Linked DNA regions of Homo sapiens: region 1 is linked to region 2. Evidence: chromatin loops called from intact Hi-C (ENCODE). Cell type or tissue: MCF 10A. All regions are shown on one strand. Links, peaks and the distances in the headings refer to the core of each region. The heading gives the core; the rest is flanking DNA.

What was found. Peaks named below come from ENCODE experiments on the same cell type or tissue, not always from the same donor. Only the 100,000 strongest peaks of a DNase experiment are listed, where the experiment ranks them.
Region 1: it touches region 2 in a loop (6-fold over the local background); 3 of 110 quality-filtered maps call a loop at or near these places.

The regions. Positions count from the first base shown.
Region 1 is chr2:188,371,999-188,389,113 of GRCh38, forward strand. GULP1 (GULP PTB domain containing engulfment adaptor 1) reads left to right here. Exons shown (of 12, transcript NM_016315.4): 2 at 11,765-11,891. Among named protein-coding and RNA genes, the nearest start is that of MIR561, 83 kb to the left of the region's middle. In MCF 10A, for the core only: no CTCF peak of the experiment used is centred there; a DNase peak (open chromatin) is centred at 9,813.
Region 2 is chr2:187,490,956-187,508,070 of GRCh38, forward strand. TFPI (tissue factor pathway inhibitor) reads right to left here. Exons shown (of 8, transcript NM_006287.6): 2 at 12,693-12,815; 3 at 5,926-6,123. The coding sequence starts at 12,813. It overlaps CALCRL-AS1 (CALCRL and TFPI antisense RNA 1), which reads left to right. Exons shown (of 6, transcript NR_187179.1): 3 at 8,551-8,650. Among named protein-coding and RNA genes, the nearest start is that of CALCRL, 51 kb to the left of the region's middle. In MCF 10A, for the core only: CTCF peaks have their summits at 9,181 (motif pointing right) and 10,112 (motif pointing right); DNase peaks (open chromatin) are centred at 9,206 and 10,116.

The sequences.
Region 1 (17,115 bases), core at 8,516-11,015, 880 kb after region 2:
TCATTGATTTTTCCAATGCCTCAAACTATGAGATTGGAAGACTTTTGTTTCTTTAATTTCACTTGTTGTCGTTGCTGTGAATGGTTACAGCAAACACAGAGAGGATGTGCCTCTGGCAGTATTATCTTCATTAACTGTATCAAGTTGTCTTCACTGAGATAATGTATTGTGCTGACTTGAATATAAGTGTTTTCATGAATGGCAAATTGATGAAGACTGGTTTGCCCAGCTGCATCTAGTTCTCCAGAGGAGTTACCTCCTATGGCTAGTACTAGTACTTTCTACTTACTAATAGATTCAGAGCATTGGGAAGATTCCTAGTTGGTCATTTACTTCTTTTAACTACATACAGCTTGGAAATTAAATATCGTTAGTATTACATAACCTGTTTCTTATGGTGAAATGTCTGCGAAAGTTTACATGCAAGTGCACTCTGACATCACTTGTTGGAAAAAGGAAATTTGGTTGTAAATTTTGCCTTTTCAGCATGTCATAACTTCTCCTGGAATGTGTAATATGACCTCATATTTGTATTGTACTTACAGTTTTGAAAGTGTTTTCATACATGAACTCCTTTAAAAATACTCCAGGAGAGAGGGAGGTTAGGTATTATTAACATCATTTTGCAAGTGCTCTGTAGATTATTTTGACCTAACATCCATGTGACATATCTAATTGTTAAATGAAATTAGACTGGACCTTTTTATGTTGATATTTCTGCCCCTTTTATTCTTCTGGAGATCTGTGAACAAAGAAGATACTTGCTATCTACACTAAGCCATATCATTGGGTCTTGGAAGACTGAGCTCAAATGAGATAATTGCAATCTTCTCTCCTCACAGATAGGAAACTATCTTCAGGTATCACAGAGTAAATGTTAGATAACTAAAAAGGTCAGAGATATTTTTAAAGTTTTGTTAGGAGAGAAAAAATTCCCTTCTGCGTTTTATCCTTCTATCCAAGAATAGGCTGAAGAGAAAGATGTCCTTAGCTTGGGTAAATAGAAAATAATCCTTGTTTATTATAAGCATTTTATATATTCATTTATATCACAGTGTGTTTTATGGAGCTGGGGAAGGGAATGATTATATATATATATATTTATAATGCATGGCCTCTTTCTTAAGTAGTCATAGTTTACTGAATTCTGTTTGAAGTGGGAACTAAGCTCTAACAGAGGAAACATGGAGAAGAACATTCTAGAGAGGAATCAAGTACCTTCAGTACTAATCAGATTTAAATAGTATAATACAGTTGAACTAATTTAAGAGAAAAGTAGCCTAATACTTTCTGAGGGAGCAATGAAGAAAAATGAGCTTAATAAGATAAACTTTTATTTATTTAATAGTTGATATTTAGAGATACATTTTTGGTTCTTTATATTTTGGTTCTTTATGATATTTTGTGATGCTGTCCTGTATACCAGCATCCAGTTTTCAATACTGAAATTGTAGACCCAGGCATCTGATATATCTTAAGTTTCTTATAAAATAAGGTTGGATTTACTTTTCCAGTTCCATAAACATTGATAGTTCAAGTGTCTATAGTTTTTTTATTTTTTTTGACAGGCCACTGAGATATCACATAGTAGATGTCGAATCCTTAGGCAGTGAAAAGGTATCAAAGCAGATAATTACTCTAGAAACTTATTTGACCAGTTATTAAGACACAAATGATTTACTTAGCTATTGTCTTTGGGAAGAGCTTCAAAGACATAAGAAAATACCTTATTAGAGTAGAATTGAATTGGAATAATACTATTAAGCTTCCAGTGATTTCTTCATTTGCTTGCGGTGTAAAATATGTTATTAATTCATTTGGAATGAAGAGAGATCATTTGGTCTTTGTGTAATTATTAAATTAGGAAGTGCTCAATATCACCTGTAACATATCACATTTATGAAATTGTTCATATCTCTTCTAAATCTGTTTATTTACAGTTTTAAAAATTGGTCTCCTCTACTATCTTCAAAAGAAGTGAAGATGTAATTAATAGAATATCACAACCTAAATTTGATGAAAAACTATGTGACATCATTTCTTAAGCAAACATAAAAATTTTAAAGTATATAAACATACTTGAAGTATATATAATTCTTAAAATCTACTGAAGGCTCATCTGAAATTCCATGTCCCTTTTTTGCTTCTAACAATAACAAATGTCTTTAAAACACCAAAAGAGTATCTGTATCATTTTATAGAAAACTTTTATTTCCTTCAAAGAATCAATCATTTTGGTTCATTATTATTTGCTAATATTAGCTCAATTTGGGAGAAGCCATAGAAAAATTCAGTAAAATGCATAGTATACATTAGTAAATAATACATACATTCAAGAGTAATTATTTTGTTGTACTTGGCAGACAACCAATTAAAACTCAGTTAAGCCAAAGAATATGCATTGGTTACTATAGTAGAAAGTTCTAGAGTGGTCCTTCAGGCCTGACTGAATCCAGGCAGTTAGATATTTATTTCTCTCTCATAGCTTTGTTATCCACTGAATTATATTTTAAGGCAAGAAACATGAGGTCAAAATAGCCACCAGGTTTTCAGTCCTCCAGTTCGTTAATTCAAGTTGAAAGGGATTGTTTCTTTGTAGTTTTTTAAAAAGGGTGCTGATTGTATTTTCTTTATTTTAACTTATTCCACATTCCCACTCATAAGTGAATAATTACTATTAGGATCATGGTACTGCCATTGACCAGTCCTGGAACTACAGCTAGGGTCACCCTTAGCCAAACATAACTACCAGGAAAGAGGAAAAAAAAAAAAAGTCTGCAAAGGAAATTCAGGGTGCTATTACCAGAATATTTTGGTGGAGGGGAGGGTGTTGGGTGGTGACAGGAAAGCATAGTGTATGTATAAACAAGTTAAATGCAGGGTGCAGGGTGAAATGCACACTGTTATGTGAAAATGCTACTGAGCAAAAGAGCAACAGTTTAAATGGTAAAATAACATTTGGTATTAGAATAACATAAAGAACAATCACAAAACATTGATATTGAAAATGTTCGATTGCTGAAGAAGGGCCTTCAGGCATAACCAATCATCATATAAAATATTGGTGATGTCTGCATCTCTGAGACTGTTTCCTCATCTGTGAAACAATTATTATTATATGGCTAACAGCAGACAAATTTGTATATGTTTTTGTGCTTGATTATATTGGTACAGAAGGTATTCCAGATTTTACCGAGCAGTGTATGTATAATTTGAGTGAAATTATATCCAATTATGGTGATACTACAATTAATGTAGAATACAGACAAGTATTAGTAAAGCTCCCGACCGCTGCATCCTGCAACTGTGGGAAATTGGAAGACTGAATAATAGCTCACTGAAATTTGCCTTTAAATATATTGCACACTCTATGGATATTAACATGAACAAAATTAAACTCCACAGGACTGGAAAAATTAAACTAATGACTTTTTATGTAATCCAAGTTAATGAATGCTTTCTGGCCCAACTTTTCGTTAGGAAATCAACCACAGTTTCCTGATTTCCTTCATTCCAGCAGCTTCCATTGTGTGACTGTTTACAAAAGTGCTTAATAAGAACTCTTAATGAAGACTTGCTCTCTTTTCATTAATACTGAAATGTATTTACATAGTTTTACAGCTTTTAGGAGTAACAGGTAGTCTTAAAAATTAATAGTGGCTTTTAGAATAGATGTTGTATAAATATTTTCTTTAATCATCTGAATATTTCTAATGTATTAAAATACTATAGTAAAGAATAGAGAATCACAATTTCATCTTCTAAATGAAAGAAGGAAGGCAGGGGCTTAAAATATGGGGAATATTTGGAAAAAATTCTGTTTCTATTGATCTTGGTGCTGAAATCCATATTCGCAGGGTTTTACAGATATGTTCACTCCCCTGTATCCTCAGGGGATTGATTCCAGGGCCACCAGCAGATACCAAAATCTGTGCATACTCAAGTAAGGCTGCAGTAGCCATGCGGAACCCGTATATATGAAAAGCCAGCCCTCCATATCCACGTTTTACATTCTGTGAATACCAGTACTTTCCATTTGAGTTTGATTTCAGATGCAAACCCTGTGGGTATGGAGGGCCAAGTGTATTTATTAAAAAAAAAATCTACCTGGAGGTGGACCGACCCATGCAGTCCAACCTGTGTTGTTTAAGGGTTAACTGTATTCCTAGTGTTAAATGATAAACTAAATGCAAAGATGATTAATCCCCAAAATTAAATGTAATTAAATCTATAAAACACACTAGACAAATACAATTTTAATCATTAATTAAATACACTTTTAAAAACACCTGTGATAATGACTTACTTGCTTTAATGCCTTTGTATCAATTCATAGCTAAGGTCTTAACGTAAGATTTAGCAATTTAAATTACGTTATTTTATGGACAAAATATATAATAATGACATTAAGGGAAAATAAACTGTAAGGCAACCTTTCCTAATCTAATGATGGAATTGAGTGAACAGTTGGTTACCTGTAAGAAGAGCAACCAAGTTAAAAGAATAAAACGTTCAAAGGCCATAAGCCATAAGGTTTTTATGAAAACCTCAGAAAACCTCATTGAAATGCCATGAAATTAAAAAGCACACCAAAAGGAAAATAAAAGTTATAAAATAAGCATTCAATAAACATATAAACTTATACTTCACTTGCAGTTAAAGAAGTACACATTTTAGAAAAAGGGATAAAATTTGCCAAATTGTCAAAGATTAAAAAGATAATTGCTGGGAAGTGTGGTTTAAATTCAGCATTGTCATATGCTATTGGTGGAAGTCTATGTTGACATATCTTTCCAGAAAATAACCTGATGATGTGCATTAAAATACTAAAAAGATCAAATACTTTTTGACAGGAATTTCACTTTTATGAAGCCACAAGAAATAAATAATTTGGGCCGGGCGCAGTGGCTCATGCCTGTAATCCCAGCACTTTTGGAAGTTGAGGCTGACAGATCATGAGGTCAGGATTTCGAGACCAGCCTGCCCAACATAGTGAAAGCCCATCTCTACTAAAAATACAAAAATTAGCTGGGCGTGGTGGCACATGCCTGTAGTCCCAGCTACTTGGGAGGCTGAGGCAGGAGAATTGCTTGAACCTGGGAGGCGGAGGTTGTGGTGAGCCGAGATTGCACCACTGCACTCCATCCTGGGCAACAGAGCGAGACTCCATCTCAAAAAAAAAAAAAGAAAGAATTTGAGATGAGCACAACAAATATTTATGTACAAAGATATGTACTATGGTTTTATTTACAGTGTGAAAGATATGGAACTTTTAAACACACCAACGGAAATAATAATTACTGTATATTGCTGAGTTTTTATGTGTCGGGCTATATGATTAGTGCTGTGTATAGATTATCTCATTTATGTCTAAGTTCACATTAATATGCAGTTAGCATTTATTTCTAAATTTACCTACCACTATGTTTATAATAGACAAGATTTTTCTCAGTGGAACTCACCTTTCATCACGTGTGGAAGCTGTATGACTTAGGAGAATTGGCCATATTTGTATCTCCAGGAATACTGCCTGATTGTCTTAAGCCAGTCAGTGATTCTGCACCCCTACCAATTGGTTAGCAATGTGCTTATCACTTCATTGGCTCAGATAAGAATGAATACCCAAACTTTCGATTAGGGATTGAGCTAGAAATTATCTTCTCCCCTTAGTTCTTAGTTATGTAAATGGCACAATAAAAATCGAGAATAGGAAATTTATCAATAAGAAAAAATTGTGCAGAAAGCTAACTGGGCAAAAGCTAATGCTACGTAAAAGAAATGCAAATCAAAAACAATATATACGCCAATTTTCCTATTGTAATTCAATTTTCCTATTGAATTAAAATAAATTTTTAAAACCCTGATATATATGAACAGTATAGGAAGATTGGGGTGAGGTTTGCATACTTTTTCACTTCTCTGGGAGTGTAATTTGCCCTATTTTCCAGACAAAGTATTGTAATTATATACAGACTTTGATCCGGTAATTTCCATTCTCCCTTGTCTCAATAGTCAGATGTTTAAGCAGTGATTTATATAACAGATAAAATATATACATAGAATATATCATTCAATACTTTAAGTGTTTCACAAACTTTGTAATCGTTTATTTCTCAAAGCAACAGTGTGTTAGATTATATGGATGAGGAGACTAAGGCATATCCTGTCAAGGCAACATAGTTTTGGAATCAGGCTTATAACACTTTCCAGGCCAGCTACAGTCATTTTAGTCACTACGCTACTTTGCTTCAATTCTACTCATCACAGTGTCTCTATATAGAAAAAAAAAAAAAAAAGAAAAAATCTTAAATGTGGAACATTACAATGGGCAAAAAAAATTATAAGGTGGCATGTTACGCCAATAGTATTTATTTGAAGACTTATTTAATGATATAAGAATATGATTGCACTGTAGGTGACAAAAGGTAGGAAATGAAATTGTACGTTGTCTTTGTATTGCTATAAAGGAATACCTGAGGCTAGGTAATTTATAAAGAAAAGACGTTTATTTGGCTCATGGTTCTGCAAGCTATATACGACACATGGTGCCACCATCTGCTTCTGGTGAGGACTTTAGGCTGTTTAAACTCGTGGCAGAAATTGAAGTGGAGCCTGCATGAGCAGAGATGGTATGGCAAGAGAAGAGGCAAAAGAGAGAGGGGAGGGAGGTGCCAGGCTCTTTTTAACAAACAGCTCTTACAAGGGACTAACAGAGCAAGAACTCACTCATTACCACCAGGATGGCACCAAGCCATTCATGAGGGATCTGCCCCCATGACCCAAATACCTCTCACTAAGTCCCACGTTTAACATTGGGGATCACATTTCAACATGAGGTTTGGAGGGTGAAATAGCTGAATTATTGCATATGTATAGTACAATTTCAGTTTTAGAAAAAGACTGGGTAGAAGGTGTCTAAATATTATCTTTTAGTTTATCTTAATATAGATGATTTTTATTTTCCTTTATAATTTTCTAATTTTCTAAGTGTTTTGTTCATACACACACTCACACTATATATACTGAAAAATATAATAACCAAACGTTTCAAGGAAAGTGACTTGTGTTTTCCACTAATTTCAGCAAAAAGAGTGAATGACTTGATAATTTTTCTCCTACTTTTTCTAATCAGAAAAATTTCCTGCCCTTGAGAGCTTCAAAGCACTGCAGAAAGTTTAACAGCACATGCAATGGAAAGCATGGATTGAATTTGATTTTAAATTGATAAATTTAAAATTCTTATGTGTTCTGAAGAGTTTGTCATGTCTCATCCGCTATCGCTTTTTTCATTACCATACTGAAAGCTGAGGGTATGGAACTCAGAATGCATTTGGAAGAATAAAAGGTGATATGAATTCTTGGTCTTATCTGATTTCCTGGAATAGAAAAACCCAGGATTAAAGCTATCTTTGTCTGGTTCTATTCCTATATAAATTAAATTATAAAGATCTTTTCAGTTTTACATCTTATAAATATGAATGCTTTGAGTCTATTTTGCATTAGCATCTAACAAATATACACACATTTCCAAGAAGTAATTTGCTTGTCTCATCCCCTCCCTTTCATGTCTCTTCAGAGCCGCCTTGGCAATATGATCTTCCTAAATACATATCTAAAACACGTATCTTACTGTACTGCTTCCCTGTTTAATCATACTTCCATCACCTTTAGGGTAAAATACAAATGTTATAACATGGCAGTCAGGAGCCTTCCTGATGTAGCCTCATCTTATTACTAAAGTTTTATACAAAAGAGTTTCCTATAAATATTCTATTTTAAAATAAAATATTCTAACTAATAGCCTATCCTTGAAGATGGCGTGTTCGTTCTTATTCCTGTGCCCTTGCTTATGGTGTTTCCTTTGCCATCCGTGGCTTTCCCCACCATCCTCACTGGACAGCTTCTGTGAACTGAAGGTTAATGAGTCTTATCTCTTTGAGGAAGACTTTTCTGCAGCACCTAGCCTTGCCTTGAACATAGTCCTTATCACACTGATGCATGCAAAGGAGTATACAGACTTATTTTCCTCTCACTAGTAACTAAACAATTGGGCATTCAATAGCTGTCCAGTGAATATTGGTTTAATGAAGAAAATTACTTTTCTAATTTTATTTTCCTTAGAGTGTAGGGGTATAGGTATGACTATTTGCATGTCATTTCCTTAGTGAGATGACTAGAATACATAGGAAGTGATTGCTCCAAGCTACTTAGGACAATCATCCTAATATCACCTTCTTTGTACCTTTTGCTTGGAACATGGGGTGAAAACATTTGAGAAGGTGTCTTAAAGGCATACTAAGGCATGTGTACTTTGTGCATTGGTGATGTGGCCAAATTACTTGTTAGAGAAATTACGACTGGCTAGGGATGGATAGGTGGGGAGTGTAAACTGGGAGGGAAAACAAACTGGAGATTGTTGTATTAAGCAGAATTGAATTTATTTAACTGCATGTAGGTGGTAAGGGAAAAAAGAGTGATTAATCATGCCAGATTTCAGGTGTGAGCAATCAGTGGGGATTGAACGTTTACTTACTTAAAGTCACAGGACAAACAAGAAAAAAATAGAAAAGAAAATCAGGGCCAAGATCTTATTTTATATATTTTGAATTTAGGAGCTTATAGAGGATAAGAAAGAAATATCCAGGAAAACTCCTAAAACATTTTGCAAATTAGATTAAATACTGTTAAATTATTGGACTTAGGTAAAAAAGAGAATAATGATTTTGAAAATATTTTAAGATCATGATAATGGTGGTCTGTATTTCATATGATGACAAGTAGAAATACAAGTTGGCCTGACTTCTCTGTTTTGCTTGGTTTATTGCATATAGAATATTTAAGATTTACCTGTTACATTAACAAATTGAAGCATTTTGTCATATTGCAGCATTAATAATGTTTTTCTTAAATGGTACTGTTGGGGATAAAGGAAGTTTTAGTAAAGAAATAGTTGGTTTCATTTAATTTCATATACGTCTTCAAATTGTGTGAAAATATATAATAAATGGTGGCAAAACAGTATCAAATTGAGCATATTATGTTCATACTAAAATTTTAAGAAGCATTTGAATTGGAAATCAGGATTTTATATTTTAAAATAAAAATATGTTCAAAAGAGCAGCCCCTAAGCCAGTCTGAGTTTTGCAAGAATATTCAAAGTGCTCTTTCTATGAAAAATCTAATCATATCAGACATAGAATAATAGATCCCATTTGGAAAATATGTCATTTCCTGCAAGAAGAAAGGCAGAAGTAGGCATAAGTTAGTTCTTATTTTTTGATATGTGTATTTTTGTGCTCTTCTTTATTCTGTCACATTGCATAAAATATTCTAGTTTGAAAAGTATTTCCTGCAGTATGACTGGGTTTCAGTCAACGTAAGATAAAAATAAAGGCTACGGGGATGTTAAATTGAATTGACCATTTCAAGGATAATATTTTCTTTTATTAAATTTTGGAATTAGATCAATTGAAGAGTTTTATTAACAATTATTTATCTTGATTAAATTGAATTGACCATTTTAAGGAAAATATTTTCTTTTATAAAATTTGGAATGAAATGTATTGAATAGTTTTGATAACAATTATTTATCTCGAATTATTTCTCTCTAATTTCTGTTCATAAGATCAATAGTTGTCAAAAGAAAAATGGAAAAACTATATCATCCTAAAAAAGAACTAATTTTGTTCTTCCTTTTCTCTCCTCTCATTTAAGACCAACAAACAAGAAAAACATGATCTGATAAAAGACTGTGGAAATTATGACATGGTTTTATAGTTTACCTTTTAACTATGTGTCATGCTTGAAATTTCCTGTCCAGGATAAACACATCTATTTTTAGAGCTGGAAGTATGTGATGATACAACCCTTACATTTTACAGCAAGGTGAAATGAATTGTGTCATTCATACATGCTAAGATCCAGTGAATGCTAAGAAAATAACATACGATTTAATAAATAATAGTGTTACTGAGTAAGCAAACATTATTTTTCACTAAAATTATAAAATATAAATATATGGCCTTAAAATATACTGTGCTAATATTTTAATTCAAAATTTAAAATTGTTGCTTTTTGTAGTAGATGCTGTTGATGATCAGCCTATAACCTCTCTTTTAGTGCTGTAGTTCAGACTGGCAAAATTTCTAATGCTTATCCTGCATTTCTCTACCTAAGGGATTCTTTGGCCACAAGAGACCACTTTGCCAACCAAATAGGCTGAAAGTTCCAGGGAATTAATGCCCCTGGGAGCAACCCTCAGCTAATGACTAATGAGGATTGGTGTATAAATATGCTAGCTCTCATTCTTACAGTGAGATATATCTGAGGGGTGTATTTCACAGTGGATGTCTGATTTTCCCCAGCCAGATTAAGCTGCAGTTGCCAGTAGTGTTACAGGCCTGATAATGATCTCTGTGTTGGTAGGAGGTCTTCCACTCCGGGTCTCACTTCTTTCTTTTCATCCCTGCTAATATTTCCTGGGATCATCTCCCAAATAAACTTCTCGCATTGAAGTTATTATTACCTCAGTGTTTGCCTCTGGGGCAACCTAAACTGAGATTCTTTCTTTCTCTCTAAAGTCATGTTAGAATATGAAAAAGAAGCTGGGCGCGGTAGCTCACACCTGTAATCCACCCAGCACTTTGGGAGGCCAAAGCGGGCAGATCACCTGAGGTCAGGGGTTCGAGACCAGTCTGGCCAACATGGCGAAACCCCCTCTCTACTAAAAATACAAAAATTAGCCGGGCATGATGCCACACAGTTGTATTCCCAGCTACTCGGGAGGCTGAGACAGAAGAAAACAAATACATTGAACAAATAGGTCAATAGGCTTCTGAAGAATATTGTGGCTAAGCTGGAAAACGATGGCTTTCAAAGTATTCAGATGGCTTAGATTGAAACACAGAGGAAGAGATAAAATAATATTTGAGATCTATCTAAGAAAGTCAAAAATATAGATATGGCATCATCAATGTCTGTATCAAGGGGTTTGTATCAAAGTTATGACGGGAAGCAGGGCACAAGACTTAGATATGTTTCTCCATTCTTCCCCCTCCCTCAAAAAGATCAGGTCTTTTTAGTGTTTTGGCAAAAGATACTATGCTGTGAATTCTGGTACTATTTGAACTTATGTCAGCGGTACATTCGAAATAATATAATTAAAGGAAGACATAATTTGTGCTGTTGTGTCTACCCAGAAAGAATTTTTGTTTTGTTTGTTGGAATAAAAATAGAAAAGTCTTAACCAATTAACATATCTCTTCTAGTTATAGCATGATTATGAATAGAAGGATAAGCTATCTAAATGCCTTGCCGTAAGAGTCAAAGTAGAATGAAAATGAAAGTAAATCAGTGCCTTCTAAAATTCAGTTTCACCTTCTTAATCATCATGAACAGGGTATGTGCTTGGTTAGTCCAAATAAATCATATGTGAAAGAGATAGTTGGGGCTACTTCTTGTTCAAGGGGGAAAGGCATATATTGTTAAAGAACTATCACCAGGCTTTAATAGTAACATATCTGTGAGTTAAAACATTTAACACATCATCTACAAATCTTGCTATTTTCCATTACCTAGGTATCAGTAATAATGTTTTCCAAATATTTACATATTTTATCATTATTTCCCTATTATTTGGTAACTTTCTTGAACATTTGCAAGAAGCATAATTGGAATTTTAAAAGATATGCTGGACTTCTAAATTAAAATAAACAGAAATGTAATTATTGATTAATTCTAAGTCCAATTATATTTTTCTTTTTAGTTATTTATGATTCCATCTGATATACATAGGAGAGAAACTGATAGAAGAATTCTGATGGCAACTGTATGATAGAAGCTATATAAAGTCAAGTGTCCATTTTCTTTCAACTATATTTGAGCATACCCAGGTAAGAATAAATGATTGTTTATACATTTTCCATTATTTCCAAAAAGGACTTGAAATTATAAAAATGCTTTTATTATGTGTTGAATGTTTAAAAATATAGTCTTTTGTTGTAAAAAATAGTAAAATTCATAAAAGTAAAATAAAATTAAAAGCACTGATGAGCCTTTTTTCTGAAAATAACTTCTGTCATCATTTTGTTCTATATAATTTTATTTTTGTTTTGTTGGATTTTTCCTTTAAGCAAAGTTACAATGATAGTATTATATTTAGTTGATTTTCATGCAACTGATAAAGACATACTCATGACTGGGAAATTTACAAGAGAAAGACGTTTAATGGACTTACAGTTCTACATGGCTGGGGAGGTCTCATAATCATGGAGGAAGGTGAAAGGCACGTCTCACACAGCAGCAGGCAAGAGAAGAGAGCTTGTGCAGGGAAACGCCTGTTTTTAAAACCATCAGATTTTGTGAGACCCACTCACTATCATGAGAACAGCACAGGAAAGACTCGCCCCCATGATTCAATCACCTCCCACCAGGTTCCTGCCACAACATGTGGGAATTGTGGGAGGTACAAATCAAGATAAGATTTGGTTGGGGACACAGCCAAACCTTATCATTCCATCCCTGGCCCCTCTCAAATCTCATGTCCTCACATTTCAAAACCAAACATGCCTTCCCAACAATCCCCCAAAGTCTTAACTCATTTCAGCGTCAACTCAAAAGTCCACAATCCAGAGTCTCATTAGAGACAAGGCAGGTCCTTTCTGCCTATGAGCTTGTAAAATCAAAAGCAAGTTAGTTACTTCCTAGATAAAATAGGGTACAGGAATTGGGTAGATACAGCCATTCCAAATGGGAGAAATTGGCCAATGCAAAGGGGCTACAGGCCCCACGCTGTTCCAAAATCCAGTGGGGCAGTCAAATCTTAAAGCTCCAAAATGATCTCCTTTGATGCTATGTCTCACATCCAGATCACGCTGATGTAAGAGGTGAGTTCCCATGGTCTTGGGCAGCTGCGCCTCTGTGGCTTTGCAGGGTATAGCTGCCCTCCTGGCTGCTTTCATGGGCTGACATTGAGTGTCTGAGTCTTTTCCAGGTGCAGGGTGCAAGTTGTTGGTGGATCTACCATTCTAGGGTCTGGAGGATGGTGGCCCTCTTCTCACAGCTCCACTAAGTGGTGCCCCAGTAGGGACTCTGTGTGGGGGCTCTGACCCCACATTTGCCTTCCACACTGCCCTAGGAGAGGTTCTCCATGAGGACCCTACTCCTGCAGCAAACTTCTGCCTGGACATCCAGGCATTTCCATACATCTTCTGAAATCTAGGCAGAGGTTCCCAAACCTCAATTCTTGACTTCTGGGCATCCACAGGCTCAATACCATGTGGAAGCTGCCAAGACTTGGGGCTTGCACCCTCTAAAGCAACAGCCAAGCCATGCCTTGGCCACTTTTAGTCATGGCTGGAGCAGCTGGGATGCAGGCCCATCAAGTCCCTAGACTTCGTAAAGCAGAGGGACCCTGGGCCAGGAAATCATTTTTTCCTCCTAAACCTCCGGGGTTGCCATGAAGACCTCTGGCATGCCCTGGAGACATTTTTCCCCATTATCTTGATGATTAACATTTGGCTCCTTGTTACTTATGCAAATTTATGCAGCTAGCTTGAATTTCTCCTCAGAAAACGGGATTTTCTTTTCTATTGCATTGTCAGACTGCAAATTTTCTGAACTTGTATGCTCTGCTTCCCTTATAAAACTGAATGTCTTTAACAGCACCCAAGTCACATCTTGAATGCTTTGCTGCTTAGACATTCCTTCCTCCAGATACCCGAAATCACCTCTCTCAAGTTCAAAGTTCCACAAATCTCTAGGGCAGGAGCAAAATGCCGCCAGTCTCTTTCCTAAAACATAACAAGAGTCACCTTGGCTCCAGTTCCCAACAAGTTCCTCATCTCTGTCTGAGACCACCTCAGCCTGGATGTCATTGTCCATATCATTATCAGCATTTTGGTCAAAGCCATTCAACAAGTCTTTAGGGAGTTCCAAACTTTCCCACATTCTCCTGTGTTCTTCTGAGCCCTCCAAACTGTTTCAGCCTCTGCCTGTTAACCAGTTCCTAAGTTGCTTCTACATCTTTAGGTATCTTTTCAGCAGCATCCAACTCCTGGTACCAATTTACTGTATGAGTCTGTTTTCACACTGCTGATGACGACATACCCAAGACTGGGCAATCTACAAAAGAAAGCAGTTTAATGGACTTACAGTTCCATGTGGCTGGGGAGACCTCACAACCATGGAAGAAGGTGAAAGGCACATCTCACACAGCAGCAGACAAGAGAAGAGGGCTTGTGTAGGAAAACTCCCATTTTTAAAACCATCAGATCTTGTGATGGTTTTAAACCCACTCACTATCATGAGAACAGCGTAGGAAAGACCCACCTCCATGGTTCAATCACCTTCCACAAGGTTTCTCCCATGATGTGTGGGAATTGTGGGAATTACAATTCAAGGTGAAATTTGGGTGGGGATACAGCCAAACCATATCAATTATATATATACTTTGTTGATTTTCTTTATTATTGTGTAACAAATTTGTTTTCTTCTGTTCTTTGAGAATATGAATTAGTGTTTTGTATTTTCTATTATATCTGTTAATATATAATATGTTTTAAAATATTTTTATTTTGTATTTATTATTCAGTCAATATTCTTATAGATAAATTGATATGTACATCACTTGGTTTGCATTAGTAGCATTACTAGAATTGGTATCACTGGCTCAATGACTGTGATCTTTTAAAGGCTTTTTATTGTTATTGCTGAGTTTACCGGTAGAAGGTAGTAACAAGTTAAAGTTTTCATTAGCCAGTTTTGAAAATATTGAATCACTGATTAGTGTTTTCTCATTCAAATAATTTTCCTAATGAAACCCAGTTTAAGTTGAAAAAAATGAAAATTAAATTAAAATTTTAAATTTTGGTTGCAGGCAGTAGCAATTTCTTTCTCACATCTATTCAGCAATATATTCCCTTACATAACTAAGCCTAGAGGAAAAGTGAATGTTATATGGCCGAGTGTGGTGGCTCATGCCTGTAATCCTGCACTTTGGGAGGCCAAGTCGGTGGATTAACTGAGGTCAGGAGGTCAAGACCAGCCTGGCCAACATGATGAAACCCCGTCTCTACTAAAAATACAAAAATTATCTGGGTGTGGTGGCAAGTGCCTGTAATCCCAGTTACTTGAGAGGCTGAGGCAGGAGATCCCCTTGAACCCAGGAAGCAGAGTTTGCAGTGAGCCGAGGTTGCACCACTGCACTCCAGCCTGGGCAATAAGAGTGAGACTCCATCTAAAAAAAAAAATAAAGAAAAGTGTATATTATATATGTATAATCTTCCACATTGTTTAAAAATACACCATTTAGAAATAATATCAAGTATACATTTATCTAATTAATATTTATTGAAAACTTATACTTATCAAGCACTGTGATTAGCAATGGCAGTGAGGATGGTAAACATTAGAGAAGGGAAGGCACATAAATAGTTCCTTGTCACCTCTAACTTTCAATAAAATATGGCAAGATAAGAAATACGTTTTGGTTTCTTATGTTTAAGTAGGCTGTATTAAGTGACAAGAAAGAAGTAAAATAATAGGGCAGTTTGTAATGGTAACACTTTCAGCTTGGGAATTGAGGAACACTTTCACAAACAAAAGACCACTTGAGTTGTGCTTTTTAAGGTAGAGAGGAACACTGACAGGCAAACATTTAAATGGAGAGTCAACTTGGAGCAAAGGTACTGGGCTGGCAAACCATAGGGATGGGATGTTCAGGAAATTGGAAAGAGAGATTAGATATAGCAGAGTAGTTGGAAGTGTGTTCTGTGATTTGGATTCTTATAACTAGGCATTTGTGTCTCATTATTATATGGAGAGGAACAATTGCAGGGGAGCCAGATGAACCATGCTATCCTTTAAGAAGTTTTTTTTTTAAATTTTTTTGTTATTATTATACTTTAAGTTTTAGGGTACATGTGCACAATGTGCAGGTTAGTTACATATGTATACATGTGCCATGCTGGTGTGCTGCACCCGTTAACTCGTCATTTAGCATTAGGTATATCTCCTAATGCTATCCCTCCCGCCTCCCCCCACCCCACAACAGTCCCCAGAGTGTGATGTTCCCCTTCCTGTGTCCCTGTGTTCTCATTGTTCAATTCCCATCTATGAGTGAGAACATGCGGTGTTTGGTTTTTTTGTCCTTGCGATAGTTTACTGAGAATGATGATTTCCAATTTCATCCATGTCCCTACAAAGCCACATTTTCTTAATCCAGTCTATCCCTTTAAGAAGTTTAATCTAGGCCAACTGCATTGGCTCATGCCTGTAATTCCAGCACTTTGGGAGACTGAGGCAGGTGGATCGCTTGAGGACAGGAGTTCAAGACCATCCTGGAAAACATAGTGAGAGCCCATCTCTACCAAAAAAAAAAAAAAAAAGTAGAAAAACTTAGCCAGACAGGATGGTGTATACTTGTAGTCCCAGCTCCTTGAGAGGCTGAAGTGGGAGGATCACTTGAGTCCAGGAGGTGAAGGTCACAGTGAGACGTGATCACACCACTGCCCTCCAGCCTGGGTGACAGACCAAAACTCTGTCTCAAAAAATCAAAAAAAACAAAAAACAAAAAGAAGTTTAATTTAAAAGTGATATGTGTGTTAGACTAATGAAGAGAGAGCAGCTCAAAGGAAGGCAGATTAGTTTGCAGGCTTTTCCTTACATTTTGATCACTATTTGCTGAACCCTTGCCGCTCGCCAGGCACTAAGCTAGGAACTGTAGGAAAATAAAACGATGAAGACATAATCTCTACCCTTGAGGAGTTTATAATGTAGCAGATGTACCTGTATGACAAACAAATGAATAGAATACACCATGAAAGCACAAGAGAATCATGTTTAAGTAAAGACTAGTGAGTAATAATTATGTTGGCATGCAGATACTGAGTTACCAGTAGCCTAGGTTTCCCCAAAAACATTAAGTCTGATCAAGGTTGCCCAAGAGGCAATGTTTCTAAATTTTTAAATAATTCAGGAAGAAACAATAGAAGCTTTGTCTAGGGCGAAAAAAATGTAAATAAAAAAGAAAGTGTGGTAGATGAGACTTGGTAGTAGTAGAAGCAGTTAAGCGGGGATTAAAGAAACAGGCCTTTTGTTTAGGCAAGAGGGGCATGT
Region 2 (17,115 bases), core at 7,838-10,337:
GTAATGTATGTCATTGTCACCTGTAGAAACCTCAGAACTTTACAACAATAATCTCATATTTTTCTCCTTCCTTCCTGTGTGCTTTAATTCTAAATCCTTTAATACTAATTGTACTGCTGCTCTACCAGGAATAAATTTCCCCAGATAATGCTGATTTGAAAAGCCCTTATTTTAAGAAGTAGATTACTGATTGGCACTTTTTTTCTCTTTCAGTTCTTTGTTTTTTCTTTTTAAAAATTTATTTCTTTTTTATTTTCATAGATTTAGGGGCTAGAAGTACGATTTTGTTATGTGGTTATATTGCATAGTGGTGAAGTGGATTTTAGTGTAACCATAACCCAAATAGTGTCCATTGTACCCATTAGATAGTTTCTCATTCCCCAGTTCCCTTTCATCCTCCCATCTTCCTGAGTGTCCATTGTCTATTATTCTACTATGCCCACATGTATGCACTATTTACCCCCCACTTATAAATTAGAACATGTGGTATTTGAATTTCTGTTTCTGAGTTATTTCACTTAAGATAATAGCCTCCAGTTCCATCCATGCTGCTATAAAAGACATGATTTTATTTTTAATGGCTGAGTAGTACTCCATGGAGTATATGTGTATATATAAATATCACATTTTATTTACCCAATCATCTGTTAATAGACACTTACGTTGATTTTATATCTTTGCTACTGTAAATAGTGCTGTGCTAAACATACAAGTACAGTTATCTTTCTGATATAATGATGTATTTGCTTTTGGGTAGACAGCCAGTAGTGGGATTGCTGGAACAAATGGTAGTTCTATTTTTTAGGTCTTTGGGAAATCTCCATACTGTTTTCCATACAGGTTATACTAATTTACATTTCCAGCAACAATTTATAAGCATTCTTTTTTCTCCTAATCTTCAACATCTGTTATTTTTTGACTTTTTAATAGTAGCCATTCTGACTGGTATAATATGGTATCTCATTGTGGTTTTAATTTGCATTTGTCTGATGATTAGTGATTTTCAGCATTTTTTCATATGCTTGTTGGTTGTGTATATGTTTCTTTTGAAAAATACCTTTTCATGTCCTTTGTCCATTTTTTAAATGGTTTGTTATTTTCTTGTTGAATTGTTTGAGTTACATGTACATTTTAGATATTAGTCTTTTGTCCAATACACAGTTTGCAAATATTTTTCTCATTCCTTAGGTTATCTGTTCACTCTGATACTTCTTTGGCTGTGCAGAACATTTTTAATTTAAGTTACTTGTGGATCAACTTCAATTTAACTCTCATTTGGCTATTTTTGTTTCTCTTGCATTTGCTTTTGAGGATTTAGTCATAAATTCTTTGCCTAGGTCAATATGTAGGAGGGTTTTTCCCAGATTTTCCTCTAGAATTATTATAGTTTCAGGTTTTACATTTAAGTCATTAATCTATTTTGAGTTCATTTTTGTATAAGGCAAGAGACATTATTCCAGTTTTATTCTTCTGCATATGATTATCCAATTTCTCAACACCATTTATTGAATAGAGTGCCCATTCACCACTGTGTGTTTTTGTTGATTTTGTCAAAGAACAGTTGGCTGTAAATAAGTGTTACAACCAGGAGGGAGGCTGTACCCTGCAAAGTCACAAGGGCAGAGCTGCCCAAGACCATGGGAGCCCACCTCTTGCATCAGCGTGACCTGGATATGAGACATGGAGTCAAAGGAGATCATTTTGGAGCTTTAGGATTTGACTGCCCTGCTGGATTTTGGACTTCCATGGGGCCTGTAGACCCTTTGTTTTGGCCAGTTTCTCCCATTTGGAACAGCTGTATTTACCCAATGCCTGTACCCCCATTGTATCTAGGAAGTAACTAACTTGCTTTTGATTTTACAAGCTCCTAGGCAGAAGGGACTTGCCTTGTCTCAGATGAGACATTGGACTGTGGACTTCTGAGTTAATGCTGAAATGAGTTAAGAATTTGGGGGACTATTGGGAAGGCATGATCAGTTTTGAAATGTGCAAGTGCATGGTGCAAGCTGTCAATGGATCTACCATTCTGTGGCCTGGAGTATGGTGGCTTTCTTCTCACAGCTCCACTAGGCAGTGCCCCAGTAGGGAATCTGTGTCGGGGGTCTGACTCTACATTTCCCTTCTGCACTGCTCTAGCAGAGGTTCTCCATGAGAGCCCCACCCATGCAGCAAACTTTTATCTGCGCATCCAGGCATTTCCATACATCTTCTGAAATCTAGATGTAGGTTCCCAAACCTCAATTCTTGACTTCGGTATACTCTCAGGCTCAATACCATGTGGAAGTTGCCAAGGCTCGAGGCTTGCACCCTCTGAAGCTCTGGCCCTAGCTCTACGTTGACCCCTTTCAATCATGGCTGGAGTGGCTGGGACACAGGGCACGAAGTCCCTAGACTGCACACAGCATGAGGACCCTGGGCCGGGTCCAGGAAACCACTTTTTCCTCCTAAGCCTCCAGGCCTGTGATGGGAAGAGCTGGCACAAATGTCTCACATGCCCTAGAGATATTTTCCCCATTTTCCTGGTGATTAACATTCAGATCCTTGTTACTTATGCAAATTTCTGCAGCTGGCTTGAATTTTTCCTCAGAGAATGTAATTTTCTTTTCACTTGCATTGTCAAGCTGCAAATTTTCCATACTTTTATGCTCTGTTTCTCTTTTGAAACTGAATGCCTTTAACAGCACCTAAACCCCCCTTGAATGCTTTGGTGCTTAGAAATTTATTCTGTCAATTACTCTACATCATTTCTTCAAGTTCAACATTCCACGAATCTCTAGGGCAGGGGCAAAATGCTGCCAGTCTCTTTGCTAAAACATAATGAGAGTCAGCTTTGCTCAACTTCCCAAAAAGTTCCTCATCTCTATCTGAGACCACCTCAGGCTGGACCTTATCGTTCATATCACTATCAGCATTTTTGTCAAAGCCTTTCAACAAGTCTCTTGGAAGTTCCAAACTTTCCAACATTTTCCTGTCTTCTTCTGAGCCCTCCAAACTGTTGCAACCTCTGCCTGTTACCCAGTTCCAAAGTCACTTCCACATTTTCAGGTATCTTTCCAGCAACACCCCATTCTACTGGTACCAATTTACTGTGAGCAAGTCACATCTTACATGGATAGCGGCAGGCAAAGAGAGAGCTTATGCAGAGAAACTCCTGTTTGTTAAAACCATAAGATCATGTGAGACCCATTCACTACCACGATAATAGCATGGGAAAGACCACCTTCCCCCCCGCCCCATCCCCCATGATTCAATCATTTCCCACCAGTCCCTCCCACAACATATGGGAATTATGGGAGCTACAAGATGATATTTGGGTAGGGACACAGAGTGAAACCATATAACACACATTGTTAGAAAAACCACAACCACTTCTGCTTTCTAATCTCTAATAGCCATCTCCTCTTTTCAGAGAGACCACCATGCTGTACTTGGGTTTCTTTCATGTAATGGTGGTTCTGAATGCCTTCACACAGGAAGCAGGGGAGACTGCAGGGCTCATCTTATGTATTTACCTTCTCCCAGAGGTCACAATCCTGCACTGCCTTTTGTTCAATGCTTGCAAACAGTAGTTTTTTACATTTTGTCCAGTTTTATAGTTCTTTATGTTGGGGAGAGAAAGTCTTGTTCTATTTATCCATCATGGCTGCCGATTAAATTCTCTCCTTAGGTGCGTTTTTAAAAGTCTAGCCATATTTTTTCCATATACCAGTTATATCCTTATCAGTAGTCTGCTGTATAAAACACTCAGACATTCATACAATAATTGCAAGTGACTTTTCTTTTTTTTTCATGGAGTCTTCCTCTGTTGCACAGCTAGAGTGCAGTGGTGCAATCTTGGCTCACTGCAACGTCTGGCTCCTGGTTTTAAGCAATTCTCCTGTCTCAGCCTCCTGAGTAGCTGGGACTACAGGCACATGCCACCATACCCAGCTAATTTTTGTATTTTTAGTAGGGACGGAGTTTCACCATATTGGTGAGGCTGGTCTAAAATTCCTGACCTTAGGTGATCCACCCACCTCAGCCTCCCAAAGTGCTGGGATTACAGGTGTGAGCCACTGCACCCAGCCTCAAGTGAATTTTGATAGATAATGAGGAGATGGGGGTAAGAGAGTTACATTTACATGCTAGCCAGAAATGATATTTTAAATGATGATAAGCAAGGCTATCACTGATGAGCAAAATGATTACATTTCCCTAACCTTTAAAGAAAAGAGTAAGTTTTGCACAATGATAAACCATAAGACTTGAACTATACACATATATAAAAAGAACAGGTATATATTTCAGGAAAGAGGCCAGTTGATGAAAATAAATAGCCTGCTAAATGAAAGAGTGGGGATTACAAAGAATGAGGCAACCAGGCTTCTAGCCAAGGTACTGACAACTAAGAATGATTTTCAACTCAACACAAAAGGATACTTGGCCCAATATGTATGGAAGAAAATGGGGTATAGAAATCTGTGATGAATGGGAAAAGACCAAGCAATCACAAAAACCAAAAGCACCACTGAGGACCACTGAGCTGCCTAAACTGTGTTAGTAACATTCCTAGGGCATCTATGGAGAGGAAACAGAGAAATCAGTGCTGTGAGGTTAAAGAAATATATTCGTGTCTATTCTCTTCTTTCAGCTTGGGAGCATACAACTAAACATCTTACAGAGCCACAGAGGAGAGAAGTTCACTCTTTTCACCACATGGAAGTTTTCCCACAGGCCAAGAGCACCATGATGCCAAGGCTGTTTAGTAAAAGCTATTTAGAAAGCAGTAACAGAGTGAGAATGCAGAGCTGCCTGATTTGCAAAAAACAAGACATCTAGTGTTACTAACCAGAGATATCATTTCTGTATCACCTCAATTGTATCCAACCAGCTCTACGAACATGCTATGGTAGAATATTGGTCTAGAAACTAGGGAAATAAAAGCAACTCAACTTATTCTATCCCTTGAGTAACTTACAATTTGGAAGAATAGCCTGACATTAAAAAAAAAACATTCAAAATTTTGGTCAGTAATTATTTGTAATTTATCTTAGTGAGAAGATATAAAATCCCATACAATAAAGTAATTAGCAAAATTTGCAAAAATGTTAAATTTTAGTAGGATTAATGCAGAGTAAAAGTTTAATATAATATGACGTACTTTTGAAATTTATAACTTAGTAATATTAATATAAAACATTGGGTTTAGTAAAGTCCACAAGGGTCATCAGGGATGATTTTTCTTTTCTATGGTATTCTATTTTTATTTCCTGTAGTATTTTAAGGTTCCAATAATAAAAAAATCTTAAATTTCATATATAGTTCTACTATTTTATGCAGCTTACAATTTTGTAATTAAGAGCCATAGAGCTTCAATTTCCAGATTCATGATCTTGAGAGAGTATAGCGATGAGACCATTGTGTTGACAAAGGAAAGACTAAGTCAATGTGACTAACAGTTTTTCTTCTGCCAACTGAGATTACAAGTCTGGGAGGCCGAATTACACCCACTTTATTTTAAAAATACTTCACAATTCTTTGAACATGAGTTGAGGTTTTTTTCTTCTGTCTTTATTATGGATAAGAGTATAAGACAATAAATGGGGCCTCATATTTTATAATTCACTGATATGAAGAAAATGAAAAATGATAGTTGAACATGCAAGTTGACCGTACCTAAAATTTGATAATTTGCTTTAAAATGTCTCTCGGGCATATAGAGAGTTTCTGGTACCTATAAATGTGGGTATTTCATGGTACAATTCAGAATTATCATTTTCCTTAAATGTTTTTAGGATTCCCTGAAAGTCTAAAAATGTGGAAATAAAAGATTCCTTGGAAATATTAAAACAGCATGAAATTACTTTTCTCCCTAAATTATCAAATCCATAATTAGACTCAATAGCCCTAAAGGGTCTTGAGTAATAAGGGTTCCCAGAAACCTACCTCTTGTACACATTTTTTTGCACTCTTCCAGACTTTCAAATCGATTCTGATTTCCTTCACATCCCCCATATATAAATTCTTCGCACTGTCGAGTGAAAATATTGAAGAAAAATCTTTTCATGATTGCTTTACATGGGCCATCATCCGCCTTGAATGCACAAAATGAATGCATAAGTTTCAGTGGTGGCAACTCCGTATCTATAAAGTAAAAATAAAAGATATAACATGTAATCTCCATCAACACTGTAATAATGTTCTTTATTTCCTTTTTAATATGTCCTGATTTTAAGGAAAAGTACAATAAAACATACTAAGAAACTATAAAAAGTTATTCAGTTATCAAAATGGTAGATAAAGTTAATAAATTCACCAAATGAAACACAACTTCTAGACTCTTGTTAGGGAGGTATTGCTTAAATCGTACCAACCGAACTGGGAGGGAATTGAGTAGTAGTTGTAAGGCAACTTCATTCAAGTGGATGTGTCCACAATAGACCTCTTTTAACTCAGCTAATGGACAGTTCTTTGAATTTCTCTCCCTAACCCACACTTGTGTCACTTTTTACACATAAAACAACCCTTTAAAAGCAACAGCATATTCACATTCACATATATATATACACACACATATGTATATAACACTATATTAAACCATTTTCCCTAATTATAAAAATTTATGTGTTTGATGTTCTGAAAAATATACTTCATGGTGCTTTTTATTTTAACTTACCATACCATGCTTGGGTTTTAATAATGTTGAAATAATGTAAATAATGCTTTCTATGTTTTAAATAGAATGAGGCAATTCTTTTGACTTCACGTTATATATTTTTTCTTTAAATATTTAACTCCTAATTTTCATAACAGAATTTTCTATCCTGGGAATGGACATAGAAATAGGGGAAACTCAACTAGATTTTTTAAACATTTTATTTTTTTCAAGTCCAATAAAATTAATAGAAGCCTAATGTTAAGTAAAGTCTATTTGTTTACCAGTAAAGATAGACACTGAAAATTGTGGGTGGTGCAACCAAAAGAATAATGACAAAAATGCCATATAATACTTCTTGAATATTTTCTGCATATTGAGTCTATGTATTTTCTATGTCTTTGGCAATTGATTTATTAATCTCTTATGGGGAATATTGAAACCTATAAATGACCGAAACCAATTTTGCCTCTAGAGGGCAGCAGTATTATATTGAATTAAACAGATGAGTATAAATATCTTGAAAAAAAGTGTTTTCATGCATTCTAAAATAGTTTACTTTGAACAACAACAAAAAAAGAATGAGACTTTAATATTTTCACATAAAATATTTTTAAAGCATAAAATACAGGATAAGTTTTTGGAGTATGATTGTCTCAAAAGAAATCAGTTTTAAATTTCCTGTAATTTCAAAATGTGAATTTTTTGAAACAGAAAATATGTGTGTAATAAAAGTTAAATTAGATAATTTTATTAATTGCACTCCACCCATAATATATTATTATTCTAATAATCAATTTTGAATTAATAGCAAGTATTAGTCTTATTTTAGTAATGTTAAAACTTTTTGTAACAAAATGATTGAAATGATATTGTTAATTTTTTATATGAGTCATAAAATTGTAAGTAGCCTTTACAATCTTGGAAGGATTAAAGATACAGCTTTCTATACATAAGTTGGCATTTTCATGCTGTTTGATTCATGTGACACTAATTATTTTTGAACACGTAAATTTTATCTCAACTACTAACACTGCTTTCAATTTTTAAAAATACTAGTTAAATTTACATAATACCATCTCATTATTTTGATCTATTTGATAAGTTAATTGATTATTTTTTTCAATTGAAATAAATTGAGCTGACAGAACTGATAGAAGAGTATGTTTTTCAGGTCCAGAATTTGTTAACTTAGAATAACATATGACAGAGAATTATTATGATACGGGGATAGTTTCAGCACCAAACACAATTGTCATAAAATAGCTAATTAGCAAGTAAGAATGTTGATCAAATCTTTAACTAAAGTTGAGTTTTATGCACATATGCATTTGTGTGTCTTCAAATTTTTCTGGAGTTATATTCAATTGACAAAATATAATGTTTGTGTTTACCAACATGATTTTTAAAATAATTTTAAACCAATAACAGTGTCACTAAATCCAATAAATATCTATAGTATATATACAAATAATTGTATCAAAGTGAGTTAAGAAATATTGGTGAACATTGACAAGTTTAAATGTCATTTCTTTTTTTTTTCAAATCCTTTATCTAACATTTCATGTTGATGAACATATCTAAAATACGATAATTTGCTTTAGAAGGTCTCTCAGGCATATAGAGAGTTTCTGGTACCTATAAATATGAGCACTTCATGGTAAAATTTTCCATTTTTCTTAAATTAGATACACAAGTACTTTTTAATAGAAATTCATAACAAATATAATTGAGGATTGCTAAAAATACTTTCTAAAAATCGAAAAATGTATGAACCAAAATGACTTGTTAAAACACATTTTCTCTATCACTGAAGTTATAATTGTCAGTTTTAAAAATCATTGAATTTTTTTTTCTGAGTGGCACATTTATGAATAATTGTAAATGCTGTTTATATCTTTTTGTCTTTACTTAAGGATTTTAGAATGCCAAGCTGACATTTTGAGTTTTTATGAGAAACCAGAAAATTTGGTGTGAAGACCCTAAGTGGTGTGTCTGACTTACAGCAGGCCCACAGTAAGTATCATCAAATTACGTATCGTGAGTTTCTGAACTCTAGACATGTTTGTTTTGAAACCAATAAAAATGTGACCTATCAGCTCCTTAAATATGGGACCCCAGAATTCACATAACAAAGCAGGAATAAAAATATTCTGGCATTTTTAATTTTACAGCTATATACCATTATCTCAAATTGCTGTAGAAATTCTCATATAATGTGATGTTATTCATTCCCAAGTTAACATGACTTTAGAACTTTAGAGACAAGTTATTGAGGTAGTGTTTCAGATAGAAAACTTGAATAAAGATCTGTATCTGCAGAACACAGGGAACTTTACCTAATACCTGCATTGCCATGTATATTCAGAAAAATCATTTTTCATAAATCAATAATTTTATCAGATACTAATTGATGATTTTTCTACTTTTTATTCTTAATATATTTGATAGTATTTATTATCAAGCTAAATCTTTTTTCCATTTTCTGCATTAAAGATATAATCACCTCTAGTTCAATCTGCTATTGAGTAATTTTGCCAGCAGGTGGTGGCAGTGCACCACAAAGGCAAAAGCTGATAAACTCGCTGTAGTAGTTGTACCTAGCAACAATAGCTAATGTTGCTCACTGAGTAATTACAATACCCTTGACATTTTTGTAATTGTACCCTTTAATGATCATAACCACCTACTGAGTTAGGCATTATTATCTTCATTTTATAAATTATAAAATAGCTTTCAGAAATTAAGTAAATAACTTAAATTCATACCATAAATGATGGGTTTAAAATTGATCCTCATATGGTTTTACAACAGCTATCTCACACATTCTTAATAACTACATGATATTGTCACAGACATGTGACTGAGATTCCTAAAGTAGCATTTGGATCAAGCATACGGTTTTAATTATATAATTTCCACTCAATCAACAACATTTTTTTTCAAACATTCACCTTTATGAAACTAAAAATGGTTTCAATAATGGAAGTAGGTGATAATTTTATAGAAATTTTCTAGGAGAAACACTAAGTATTAACTTTTATGAATTATATTTTGTTAATTATTAGGTGATTATTTGTCTTTATTCACACTTTAATGTATTTCTTATAGAAATCCTGTATTAGAATATTCTTTGTGCAGTGATCTTGCAGCCCACACCTAAGCACAGCATCCCTGGACTCAAGCAATGGCCAGGTGTGCTGTGTGACCCACAGTGCCATGCCACTTCACCCAAAAGGGATGGAAATCTGCCTCGGTTTTCATTTCTTATTTTGAATAAACCCTTTTGAATGTTAATAATTGGGTATTGACCATGCGTCAAGCACTGTGCTGTCACTACAGATATGACAGTAAATTAGATGACAGCAACCCCTCGTTCATGGAGCATATAGACACTAAGGACTTACATAAACATTCAGAAAGTCCTGGGTGCTGTGCGAGTGAACAGTAGGATACCTAAATTAGCCTGAAGGGGTCAGCGATAACTTTCCTGAGACTTGAAATTGAGACTTGAAGGAAATGTTTACAGAGGTAATAATTATCTGCCAGCGGCCATGAGAAAGCAAAACACATAGAGGGCAATCTAAAAGGAATTTAATCTGATCCAGTCATATAAATAGAATTATGGTTTATATTGAATCATTTGCCTTTGATGTCATGAATTTTATGTCTCATAGTCTAAAGGTTACAATCCTGCCTTCCCCTTCCCTCCCCCCGCCCCATGTCCTGGGATGTTGGATAGAAGCTTACTATAATATTTGCTGCCTGAAAACATATCATGCCCTTGACTGTAAGAATACTCATCCTCTTGGAACTTATTTGCAAATCTAGGGCTTTCAGGTAACTTACCATCTAAGAATCCACATGCTGCTAGACTCTAATTAAAGGATTTTATTTTATTTTATTTTATTTTCTGGCAGGGAAGAACAAACACATGTACCTTTTGCCTTCTCTGTGTCAGAAAATGTGCCAGATGCTTTTCCACTTTTTATATAAAAATCATAGGAAATTAGTTATTTACATTATTCATTTACAGCTTAGGACACTGGTAGTCAGAAAGTTTAACTTATTCAGTCTCACAAAGGTACTAGGTGGCAAACTACACCTGCAAACTCAGGTCTGTCTGATTCTAAATCCTACAAAAGATACTTGCCTTTCACTAAATGTTCACTCTTAATTTTCTCTCTCCTAGCCCAATGGAATTGTTTTAAAAAGCTTATCACTACTCTTTTTATTATCATTTTTGCCTTATCTAGACGTTAATTCTAGATTATCCTCCCTGCTGATTTGACTGTTAAAAAAATCATCTACTATTTGCTTGTGAGAGAAGCAATAAAATTTGATGTATTTTTCTATTAATAAGAGTACCTTATTTCAATTAAATAATATACTTCTATAAAATGATGTTATGATCTTAGCATCATGTGATAAATTGTATCTCCTAAATAGAATTTTTTCAGATGTGAGATAAGGTTATTATAAAAATTAATTTTAAACAAAAACAAAATAAAACTAGATAAAACTGCAACTAGTTGGTGAAGAGGTCTTTAAGTCTAGCTTAAATATCAAAATTCTTTGTTACCACCTAGGTTTGGAAGCTACCTTATAGTAATTTTAAATTCTGGCTTAATTACTGATAACTTAATTCTGGATTATTGATTGACAGTGGCAGCAGCCACAATTTCAGGAACTTCCTGGTTAACCAATATTCATTTTCTCAGTCCAGTTGAGGAAAATTGGACTGGGACAAATACAGGGAACACTTGGATCTATTTGCTTCTCACTTCCCACAAGTGAGATTGCCTGTTTTTTCCCTGTTAAGACTTATTTTATCCTCCACCTTCCTTGTTTCTGTAACCTCCAGAATGTTAGAATTTTAACCCACCACCTTTTGAGAAAAAAGCCGAATGAGGGATTGAAACTCATAATGTTCAAATTCTTATTTTCAAAAAGGTACATTAGGGTTTTTACTAAATAATGCTTCATCTCTAGGAAATTTTTATAACATGACTTCCCCTTGTGGAGCCCTCAGAGAGCCAAGCTTGATTGAATCTCCTTCCTCTTCCCATCAACAGCAGCACTCTCCATGCTTCTGTCACTTTGTGTACTACTTTATACGGAAATAAACTGTCCACCCTTCACACTCCCCTAGGAAACAGTGAGATTCTTGAGCACCTCATCTCAGCCATACCTGTTTCTCTAGCACCTTCCACAGATTCAGGCCCAGAAGATGTATTTATTCAAACTTTATTAAAGTACACTGAACACAGTCATTTTAAAAAGCTATTAAAGCTATCAAATAAGAATGCATTTATGGAAATCTTTTTTACATCTTAAACCACTATACAAAAATAAGCTATCATTTTGTTAATATTCTCTCATTAATACCAATGCTTGAGATTTCTGTCAACAATTTACTAATTTGCCACAAAATGTTACTTTAAGAAAGGTATATATCCACAATAACCATCACCATACAGTCTTCTCCTTGCTCTATTTTTTATTGTTAATATTCTCATTTTTAGACACAGAGTTTTATGGGATTAGATCTAACTTATATTACTAGATCCTTTGGTGTCCTGGTTGACTAGATTTTTATATTAGTCTCAACTGGGAAGTTTTGATTTTGGAAATATGGGGAAGAAAGAGAGAATAGCTGAAACCTCAGATGTCTGAAGTTCCCTTTCCTCCTCACACTTTTCCTAGCCAAAGGGTAGCATCAAATGTCATAGGGAGTTGTTTTTACAACATTTTGCTCCTTGCAATAGCCCGGAGCTACTCCAGTGTTTAATATTGTATGCTGAAAAAAAAGAGAGAAGTGTTTCAGCTAAAGTTACTTGGTTTCGGACTGTTTAAAACACACATGTGCATGTACACACACACACACACACACACACACACACACACACACATACATTAGGTATAATAAATTTCCAAAGAAAAATATCACTTCAATAACAACTAATTTCCCTCCACAATGGAAAACTATGGTAGATTTTTTAGATTAAAATTGAGAGCTTTAACTAGCTTAAAAAGATAATTGCTTCTAATATTTTACCTGTGATAATTGTGTGTTCTTCATCTTCCTCAGAATCAGCATTAAGAGGGGCAGGGGCAAGATTAAGCAGCAGGCATACAGAAGCCCAAAGTGCATGTACTTTCTTCATTGTGTAAATCATCTCTGAAATACAGAACCCATACATATCTAATAAATAAAGTGTTAATATGCACTCATTTACAGACTAGTAAACATCATATGTGTACCTCATATGCAAATTTCTATGCCATTTTATGTGTATACACATACATTTCTCTGTGCATACTCAATGAGTCATACTTAAAATGTATATGTAGTATTCAGAATTATGGGCAAACACATTCAGTGCATATATTTATTAATATTCAAGCAAACAGGTCATATTTCAACTTTGAAAATATAAATAAAAAGGACAGTAATTGAGAGACATGGGTAAACGCTGATCAATATGGCGAAGTATGTATTAAAGTCCATTTCCATGTGCAATTTTACTTTCCACATCTTTCGCACAGCTATTCTTTCTCAGTCAGAACCAATAATTATTTAGGCATTTTTCTATTATTTCTTTAATGCAACTTTTAATTCCTGATTTATCTTTCCCTCTGCTCTAGTTCTTCTTTTAAAAAGGAAACACATTTTCAGAATTTTCATCTTTGTTTCCTTTAAAAAATACATTATTTACATCAATTTCCTAACCAGGTTTTCTGTGAGATAGCAGACAGCCAAAACAGAGGACAAAAGAAGTGTCTGACATTCGAGTTAGTCCTCTTTCCCAGTTCATTATTCCGCAGTTTAGGGAGTTATCTGATTCAAAAAGTTTCACAGAAAAGTGACTCTAAGTGATAAGCCATCACTCTTACACTCTAAAGGAATCAGATTTCAATAGGAGAGTGAGACTTTTCCTGTTTCAACGTTGTTTAAAGATCTATCGCCAAAAAGGAAAAAAAAAAAAAAGAAAAGAAAGAAGTAAGTCACCTTTATTTTTTTAAAGACGACTTCTTCTTTGGATTTAAAGGTGGAAGGAAAAGTGTAATGATCATGCAACACAGAAAAATAAAAGAAGAGAACACTTGCTTCCTTCCTGTTCTCAGCCACCAGTGCCCTTCCAGTCAGGAAGGAAAGCGAGATCTTATCAGCAAACATTCACAAATGCAGGGACAGATACTCCATCAAAAACAATCTAGAGAATTATCTGGTTTTGTCTGTAGCAGATCACAGCTGCAATATACACCATTGTGGGTAGCCATATAATAATTAAGTAATAAATGTTATTATGCTTTAAGTTTCATTAAAATCACTAGTGAGATACATAACCTTTTTTTCTCACAACACTTTGCAAGTGTTAACATACATTTGATTTTTAGTCAGTAGAGATCTCATATATCTTGTAAATCATACCATAAACCATTTGAATTCACAAATATATATATATATTTATATAGATACATGATTTTGAAGAATCTTGAAACTAAACTTCTAATCCTTATCGCATTTTTGAACACGTTTTTCAGAGATTCATTTATTTCCATTTGATTCTTTGAAATATACTATCCTGCTATACTTTGAGTATAAAATACAGAGTGTACTCTGCATCACACAGTTCAGGAAGCAGGCTGAGGTTGGGGGCCTGCTGAAGCCCTTGAGAGAGAGGGCTCTAAATTCAGCAAGTTCCTGTCTTAAAAAATGGCAGCCTAGGGTATTGCCTAAACTTAGTACTTTAGACTTTCGTTGGGTGCTAGGATTAGAAACCAGCTCTGACAAATTTGGATCATCAGTTTATTTATTCTAGAATATGTGGAACAATCTGAGATGACAAGGGCAGGCTTGCATTAGTTCTCAGAAACAGCTAGAGCTGGTGAGCTGAGCACCACCAGGTATTTCTCATTGTGGCTACACTCCTTAGACAGCTTTATTTTCTCTCAGTGTGACCCAATCTTCTCTGCATAGCATGATGCATGAACAATGAACTGTCCTGGGTTTTAAACCTTAAGAGTTTTTCAATCAAAATAGTGTGACTACTTCTCTTTATGGTCCAGGCTTAAATAGCTTGAGACTAGCTCTGATAGTTTTAGCATGAAACAAGGGACACCTTTTGGACCAATCCATTTGAGTTGGGAATTGTAGGAGACCATCATAGATTTGGTGGACCCAAAACCAGTCTGGGGTCAGGAATAAGAAAATGTAATAGCATGGCAAATATTAATGGAACCATATGGTTTGGGTGGTGGAAACGGACAAGTGTAACTCCCAGAAGGAGGAAATTGTTGCTTTCAGAAGGGAAGGGTGTTAGACAGATAAATGACTATATGACTATATGACTATATACCACAGCAAGCCATAGCTAAATAGTAGCGTATGTAATTTTTTTTTTAAAAAAAAGAAAAGCAAAAGGCAAATAAAGTACATGAATTGCAGGAGGAATCAAATATCTAAATTTTTACTCAAAAATGCTGTCTGGTTCTGGGTGATAACAGATTTAATGTAGGGATGAATCCATGCACCAACTTCTATATACCATGCAAAATCTTTTTCCTTTTGGAAAAATCCAGCTTTCTTAAAATTAGAAAACAGAGATTTATAAAACACCATTTGCAGATCTCCTCCCCCCATAGTTCAGCAGAGAATTTGCTGTAAACATCTGCTTGATAAGCCCATAATCCTGGCTTTCTAATAGAAACATCTTCTTTTAAAAAAATTGACCCCATTATTTAAAATAGTTTTAGATTTAAAAAAAAATAGAGAAGAATGTACAGAGACTTCTCATACACCTCACACCCAGTTTCCCTATTAACATGTTACGTTAGTATGGTGCACTTATCGTTAATATACCAAAATTGATACATTGTTACTAACTAAAGTCCATATGTTAATCAAATATCCTTATCTTTTCCCCAGCACGTTTCTGTTCTAGCAACCCATCCAGAATACCAAATTGCTCTAGTTGTCATCTCTCCTTAAGTTCCCTTGGCTGTGACAGTTTCTCAGATTTTTCTTATTTTTGATGATCTTGACAGTTTTGAATAATACTGGTCAGGTATTTTGCAGGGTATCCCCTTAATAGAATTTATCTGATGTTTTTACTCATAATTAGACCAGGGTTATGGGGTTTGGGAAAGAAGATAACAGAGTTAAAGTGCCATTTTTGTCACATTATGACAAGGATACATACTACCAACATAATTTATGACTGCTGATATTGATCTTAAACACCTGACTGGGGTAATGATTGTTAGATTTCTCCACTATGAAGTTACTTTCTACCCCTACCTTTCCATACTGTTTATTTATTTATTTTTTTATACTTTAAGTTCTGGGATATATGTGCAGAACATGCAGGTTTGTTACATAGGTATGCACATGGCATGTTGGTTTGCTGCACCCATCAACCCATCATCTACATTAGGTATTTCTCCTAATGCTATCCCTCCCCTAGCCTCCCACCCCCTGACAGACCCCGGTATGTGATGTTCCCTTCCCTGTGTCCATGTGTTATCATTGCTCAACTTCCACTTATGAGTGAGAACATGTGGTGTTTGGTTTTCTGTTCCTGTGTTAGTTTGCTGAGAATGATGGTTTCCAGCTTCATCCATGTCTCTGCAAAGGACATGAACACATCCTTTTTTATGTCTGCATAGTATTCCATGGTGTATATGTGCCACATTTTCTTTATACAGTCTATCATTGATAGGCATTTGGGTGGGTTCCAAGTCTTTTCCATTGTGAATAGTGCCGTGACAAACGTGTGAAAGCGTCTTTATGTAGAATGATTTATACTGGGTCAAACGGTATTTCTGGTTCTAGATCCTTGAGGAATTGCCACACCACCTTCCACAATGGTTGAACTAATTTACACTCCCAACAACAGTATAAAAGAGTTTTTATTTCTCCAGCATCTGTTATTTCCTGACTTTTTAATGATCACCATTCTAACTGACCAGTGATGATGGGCTTTTTTTCATATGTTTGTTGGCTGAGTAAATGTCTTCTTTTGAGAAGTGCCTGTTAATATCCTTCGTCCACTTTTTGATGGGATTGTTTTTTTCTTGTACATTTGTTTAAGTTCTTTGTAGATCCTAGATATTAGCCTTCTGTCAGATGGATATATTGCAAAAATTTTCTCCCATTCTGTAGGTTGCCTGTTCACTCTGATGATTGTTTCTTTTGCTTTGCAGAAACTCTTTAGTTTAATTAGATCCCATTTGTCAATTTTGGCTTTTGTTGCCATTGCTTTTGGTGTTTTAGTCATGAAGTCTTTGCCCATACCTATGTCCTGAATGGTATTGCCTGGGTTTTCTTCTAGGGTTTTTATGGTTTTAGGTCTTATGTTTAAGTCTTTAATCCATCTTGAGTTAATTTTTGCATTAGGTGTAAAGAAGAGGTCCAGTTTCTGTTTTCTGCACATGGCTAGTCAGTTTTCCCAACATGATTTATTAAATAGGAAATC